Regions from separate parts of the Homo sapiens genome. Here region 2 is linked to region 1. Evidence: chromatin contacts called from ENCODE Hi-C or POLR2A ChIA-PET data. All regions are on one chromosome and are shown on one strand. The core of a region is the stretch at or near the end of the contact, and the rest is flanking DNA. Distances in the headings are between cores, read along the strand shown.

What was found. A loop is a pair of places that touch in the nucleus more often than their neighbours do. ChIA-PET counts read pairs that join two places held with the same protein, here RNA polymerase II (POLR2A). Pooled maps may share reads with other maps.
Region 2: a loop to region 1 is called in a map of naive thymus-derived CD4-positive, alpha-beta T cell, with 17 times the contacts of the local background. The contact joins two enhancer-like sites. A Hi-C loop is called at or near these places in 2 of 168 maps with a recorded cell type or tissue (CD4-positive, alpha-beta T cell and naive thymus-derived CD4-positive, alpha-beta T cell) and 8 of 50 pooled maps. POLR2A ChIA-PET finds 5 or more read pairs at or near these places in 1 of 52 experiments (PC-3).

Annotation. Positions count from the first base shown.
Region 1 is chr1:93,627,858-93,631,316 of GRCh38, reverse strand. The region is part of intron 3 of BCAR3 (BCAR3 adaptor protein, NSP family member); the gene reads left to right. Among named protein-coding and RNA genes, the nearest start is that of BCAR3-AS1, 38 kb to the right of the region's middle. Within about 2 kb of position 1,659, at least 2 of the 41 ENCODE cell types and tissues checked have a DNase peak (open chromatin) inside an H3K27ac peak, as active enhancers do.
Region 2 is chr1:94,037,956-94,041,206 of GRCh38, reverse strand. ABCA4 (ATP binding cassette subfamily A member 4) reads left to right here. Exons shown (of 50, transcript NM_000350.3): 24 at 1,080-1,164. Among named protein-coding and RNA genes, the nearest start is that of ABCA4, 82 kb to the left of the region's middle. Within about 2 kb of position 1,250, at least 12 of the 41 ENCODE cell types and tissues checked have a DNase peak (open chromatin) inside an H3K27ac peak, as active enhancers do.

The sequences.
Region 1 (3,459 bases), core at 410-2,909:
TTGCAGATATAATCAAATTAAGATGAGGTCATATTTGACAAGGATGGGCCCTAATCCACTGACTGGTGTCCTTATAAGAAGAAGATTTGGACCAGACACAGGTGTAGAGGGAGAAGGCCATGTGAGGACAGATAGAGACTGGGGGATGAGTCTGCAAGCCGAGGAGTGCTAGCAACCACCAGAGGTGAGGAAGAGGCAAGGCAGGCTCCTCCCTGCAACCTTTGGAGCCATTGTGGCCCTCCGGATACTTTATATAGGATTTTTAGCCTCCAGAGCTGTGAGACAATAGAAACATTTCTATTTTAAAGTAGCCAAGTTTGTGGTAATTGGTCTTGGCAGTCCTGGAAACTAATACAAATCCAGAGCCCGGTTTTAGCCGTTTCTTGGTTGTATGACCTTGGGCAAGTTACTGAAGTTCTCTGGAGCTCAATTTCCTTAACAGTAAATGGGAAGATCGGGGATTAAACAGTGAATACATGTGAAGTTCTTAGTTCTTAGCACAGTGCCCCACATGTACTTAGCACTCAGTAAATACCAGCTATATGGCTGGTTCATTTGACACATTTCACTGCCTCAGAACAGCCTTCCCTGACATCCGTACTAAAAGCAGTCCCCAAGTCACTATCTCATTACTCTGTATATTATCCTCATTTGTCCCAAATTTTATTTATTTTATTTTTTTTGAAACAAGGTCTGGCTTTGTCACCCAGGCTGGAGTGCAGTGGCGCAATCTCAGCTCACTGTAATTTCTGCCTCCCAGGCTCAAGCCATCCTCCCACTTCAGCCTCATGAGTAGCTGGGTCTACAGGCATGCACCATCACACCTGGCTGATTTTTGTATTTTTTTTTTTTTTTAGAGACCTGGTTTCACCATCATGTTGGCCAGGCTGGTCTCAAACTTGTGAGCTCAAGTGATTCGCCTGCCTTGGCCTCCCAAAGTGCTGAGATTACAGGTTTGAGCCACCACACCCGGCCTTATTTGTTTACTTTTAAAAATAAGACTTCTCACTAGCATGTGAGTCCTGAGGACAAAGACCCTTCTTTTGTTTAGTGAGTGAGCACCCACACCAGATGCACAAGGGCGTTTATTTTAATTTTTAATTTTTGTGAGTACAGAGTAGGTGTATATGAGATATTTTGATACAGGCATACAATGTGTAATAATCACATCAGGGTAAATGGGGCATCCATCACCATTTATCCTTTGAGTTACAAACAATCCAATTGTACTCTTCAGTTATTTTAAAATGTACACACACTGGGCACTTAAATTTAGGGAAGGGGGAATGAGGTTGTTCTAAAAATTTTATATTTTGCAAAGCAGGTAATGCTGATGTCTCTAAAATTTTTCCAGAAATCCTTCGGTGTTTTTATTGCAAAACAGCAAAGAGGTTCCCGCACCTAACCTCAGTCTACCTTCTCTTGCCCACCTGGTACAGGATAAAAACTGTGGGGTTGCTGTTGTCACCTTAAATACTCACATATTTGGGCAGAGATATACACTGTTTTTAAAAGTGTAGTTCTGGCAACTTCTATGACTTAGACCTATCTACTCTTTGGGAGATCTTGTTAACTATAGGGAGTCAGTAACTTCAACACCAAAACGAGAGGCCTGGATTGCTAGCTTTAGAATCATTTGCTGTTAAGCTCTGCCCTCTAGTGCTCATCAGTGTCACAACAGTTCAGCATTTGGCTACAATTCGGTTTCTAAATATTCTAAGAGCTTTTAATATTAAATGTAATAGCATGTCAGGACTTGTATTCAACTTCAGAAAGAAGAGCTGTGTTTACAATACATGAAAATGCAGATTTAAATTGTCAAGGAATTTTATTATTAGAATTAATTGTCAATGTTCTTGAATGAAGAGCTCTAAAATGCTATGATACTGTATGTAGATTTTGAGATAGGAGGTTTGCATTTGGCCCAAAGTGTTACCTCCGGTAACCAAGAAGTTTCCTGGGAACAACTTGTATTTGAATTGTGATTTGGTATCTGAAAAAACATCTCGGCTTGGCAGGAAGGATGCTGGTATTGGGTAAGGCAGAAGACTCCATGCCTGGGAGACAGCGTGTGCCCAGGCTGACTGGAGCAGGAGAGAACAGTGGGAGGAGCCTTGGGAGAAGCAGTAGGTGCTCCATGTTGCTTGAATGGGAAAAGAGATTCCGAGAAGAAGATCACGTTAAGAAATGAGTTTGGGAGGAATTTTATTTATTGCCAAACTGTCTAACTACATATAACTTTGCAACTTGCTTTTTTCATTGGACATCATTCCATATTAAACGTATGGGCCTCCCTCCTTCTTTCGAATGGGTACCCAGTATTCCATTGTATGAAATACAGTTATAGTTAACTAGTTGCCTACTGACATTTGGGTTTTGCTAATGTTCTGTTAGAAACAATTTTGTGGTTAGTACATAGTCATTTAGTAAGTATTTGTTGAGTCTCTTCCCTGTGCTGGTCACTGTTCCAGGGGCTGAGGATACAGCAGTGAACAAAACAATATCCCTGCCCCTGTGGAGCTTTTACTCTGGGGGTGGAGGACTGGAAAGACAATAAGAAAGACAGTCAAGTCAATCCTGTTAGCTGACGATGAGTGCTTAGCAGAAAAGATGCATCAGGGAAAGCAGCTATGAAAGTTGGAGTAAGGGGACATTAAATTTTAGATAGGGTGACCAGGGAAGGGCCTCACCAAGAAGGTGACTTTTGAGTGGAAATACAAGTCAACTGTAATGTCTAAGGGGAAGAAGAAGGGCAAGGCTTTGAAGCCAGGGTCCGCCTCTTCCATGGAGGAACGAGGAGGCCAGAGGCTGGAGCTGGTGAAAGCAGCTGGTGTTAGAGTGGCAGAAGGTGATGTGCGAGGGATTGTGTGTCAGAGTAAAGACTTCAATTTTTTCTGGAATGAGATGGGAGGCATCTCAGGTTCACTTTGGCTTCTGTGTTGCTGCTAGACTGCAGGGGACAGGGGCAGAAGCAGGGAGACCAGTGAGGAGGCTACTGTGATTGTCCAGATGAGAGATGATGGTAGTTTGGACCTGTGAGAGCAGGGGAGGTGGTAAATAAGGGGGTTCTAGGAATGTAACGTGAAGGCAGAGCCATCAGCACTTCCTGATGGATTGGACATGAGGTGGGAGAAGAGAGGAGCCATGCTTGACACTGGTAGGATGGTGCTGTTGTCAGTGGAGGTGGCTTGGTGTGCGTTAGTGTAAGAATTTTCAGAAGATAAAAATCTAGGAGTAGAATGATTCAGTGTCACATAATGGGTCAAAATAAAACTTCTTGGCAACCGAAAGTTTTTTTTATTTGTCGTTTCTTACATTTTTCTCAGTTTCTAATTTTTTTCTAATAGTGTTTTTATGATAGTTACTTATAAAAATAAAAACACCCCTGTAATTATATCCCTTAGTCTACTCCATAGGTAAGATACTGAAAACTTATGGCTCAATCAAAATTATGTAAAG
Region 2 (3,251 bases), core at 1-2,500, 410 kb before region 1:
AGGTGTCTGCCCAGGGAAGGACCCTGGCCTGGGTGAGAAGGAGCACACAGCACGGGGCTGCCACTCCAGACATGGCTACTCACACAGGCTCTCGCCACCAGAATCAGTGTCTTTGTTCTGGGACCATTTGCAGAAGATTTCGATGAACACATTCTGAAGCCTCCTCCTACAGAGATGCTTTAGCCAAAATGAAACAACTAGCTTTAAATGGTCTGCAAGTATTACATGCCAGATTACACACCAGTTTGGTGCGGTTTGGTGCAACATAGAAGTGAGTGTCTTATTCTGTAAGGTTAGGCTGTTTTAAGAGCAATTGGTTGAGCTTCATTTCAACATTAATATTCCCTAATTAAACCTGAATTTCAGTGGTAAGTGAAAACTAAGAAGAGGCCTCCTTGGGTGCTATAACATAAAAATGATGAAGGCAAAAAGTACCAACCAGCAGAGACCACTTCAGCACATCAGGAGACCCAGTTTTATGTCTGTGCTGCGAAGTGAACAAACTGTGTCATCCTAGGCAAATTATTTAATTCCTCCTTTTTTTTAGTATTTTTTTCTTCTTCACATGGAACATGAAGCTAATGACCTCTGCTTCTATTTCTTAGGGATGTGAAGATAAGTGAGATAAAGTATTATAAATGTGCTCTGGGCTTCTTAAGAACAGGCATTGCTCACATTCAAATGGTCATGATTATGATATGGCAGCATTATTTATGCCTCTGGTTTAAGTGTCTGGCTGCCGCTGGGGTTTCCTATGTCCATCCACGGGGAGGGAGGCACAGAATGTCTCCCACAGGCAGAACCTACAGCTGCCACATAATTGATGACAAGCCAAAGGGACCCTTGGAGGTTCTGCTCCTCTCTGTGTGTGACTCACACACTCTCTAGGATAAAATCAAGCGACTACACCCTCAAAATGCTCAGATGAATTAACAGATTAAACAGTGAAGAAAAAAATGTGTTGACTACACTTGGCAGTGAGAAATAAATAAAGCGGGCGGTGACAGCAGCTGGCATCAGGGAGAGGCTGTCATGGAAGGGATGTGCATCTTGTCAGTCATCCCATCCATCTGTTGCAGGGGACCTGCAGCTGCTCGTCTAAGGGTTTCTCCACCACGTGTCCAGCCCACGTCGATGACCTAACTCCAGAACAAGTCCTGGATGGTAAGGACTGGACGGGCCATACTTGGGTTCCGTCTGGCAGCCATCTCCCAGTATTGCTGGGTGTGTCCTGTTGTGATGCATTTTAATGGGAGCAAAGAGAACACTGGGTACTTCTGCAGGTCACACAGTTGTTCTTTTGCTTTGAGCTTCTTTCTCCTCTTCCTTCTTCCTTCATTCCCAAAGGGATTTTAAAAGTCATGCACCTAAAGGCCCTCTCCCTTTAATGAGGAATACACTCTGTGCTCTTACCCTTAGTAAGCCATCATTCCTGGGGTCCCCCTGCCCTGGCTCCAGGCCACATTCCTTAGTGTCTGGGGAGAGCTTCTTCTACATGTGTGCCGTGGCGCCCTCTAGTGGAAGCATGGTGATGCACGGCTCTTCCAGTGAATTCGTGGAGTCAGAGATTGCACATGTGGATGGCAAGTCTGGAAATAGCATACACCCCTGTTATACTCCTGATTCTCCCCTCAGCTTCCCAATTTCCCAGTGATTCTCCCTTTAATTAGGATGCACTGAAGCTCTCAGGGGTGCCCCCATCTCCAAGGAGCTGCAGTGGAGAGGCTATCCCCTCTCTATGTGAGAGAATGTGTGAGAAGCGTATTCCCACACAGGAGCAAAACTAAACTTACGTACTGATGCAGGTTAATGAATGGGGAAAGTATCTGCTTATCAAAGAAAAGGCATATTTTTCTATTTAGCACAAACTTTTTCAAATGTTAAGAATTTACTAACTGAAATCTGGTGAAGCAAGAGAACCGGGCAATATTTGCGTTGTCTGATCATTACAACTGGAGGGAACATGCTCAGAGAGGCATCATCACTGTTCATGCACCTGCCCTCTCTTTACACTGAGAGACCCTGTGATGAACAGAAAACATCTTTTTAGGATGACATCTCTGGGTCTTTCTCCTAGCCTGCCTTGCTGTGGGTACCTATCTCCCTGCTCTCTGAACCTTGGTCAAGAAGTTTATATTTGTTTTAAATTGATACTAATATGTTAAGTTACTGTGATTTGCCAAAATCAGATTGGAAACAGGGCCTGCATGGCTGAATGATTCTTTTTTTTAAATTACTTTATTTCTAAATAAAGGTTTTCTTTGTATAGAATCGGGATGCTGTGAATGGTGGGAAATGCACTAAATAGTTATGCCCCAAATAAGAAAGGGAAAATCATTTGAATCCCCAGTTAGCTCCTTGAAAGTCTTTTCACTTAAACACACCCACATACCACACACACACTCACAGACCTCCCTCCCAGATGCCCAAAGCCCTGCTGACCTACAGAGCTACTTCTGGAAAGGCTGACACATGCCTAAGACACAATTCCTGGGAATCCAGCAGCTTTGGGTTCAATTTCCTTCCTAAAAGAACAATGAATATGACCCCTGGAGAGCTATTAGGGCAGAGCTGCTTCCTTAACGTAAAGGACTCTCCAGCCTCCGTATGAAGTCATCTCAGAGCTAAAGACAATCAAGTCCAACTTGCAGATTTGACATAAAGCAAGACTTCCAATCCGGCTAGGCAGAAGGATTTTGGTTGAAAACCATGAAATCCCTTCATATGGATCATTTTTTAAACAACAAAAAAAGAAAAGAACCTACTGGGTGTCCACAACTCTGAGAGCTGCTTTCTGAAGAGTCATGTTTTGAGTCCTGGAATCCCTCTCCCTTTGACCTGCCTCTCAAGACAATGTGCGAGAGAACTCTCTCTTCAAGTGCATGCAAGTGAGGTTTTCACAGTTAGATTTTTAATTTTAAAGTAATACACATTTGTACATAAAATTCAATTCTGACTGTATACATGTGTCAGATAAACAGTTGATACCTGACACTTGTTCACAGTCTATGATACGCACCGCATATCCTACCCTCTCCCCCAGCCTCTCTCCATGGCTTCTCAACCCCCCCTCTGCATTTCCTGTGACCTGAGGATTCAGTTTTGTTTGTGGAGGCAGGTGCAATCCCAAGAGAAACTGTGCAATCTTCTGAGAAGTTAGAGTAGGCATGTGTGTGTGATTTAGGGAAGGTACTTCTCACTCAGCTTGGTCACCGGTTCCAGGTTTGTGTCTTGGGCAAGTCCCCCATAGC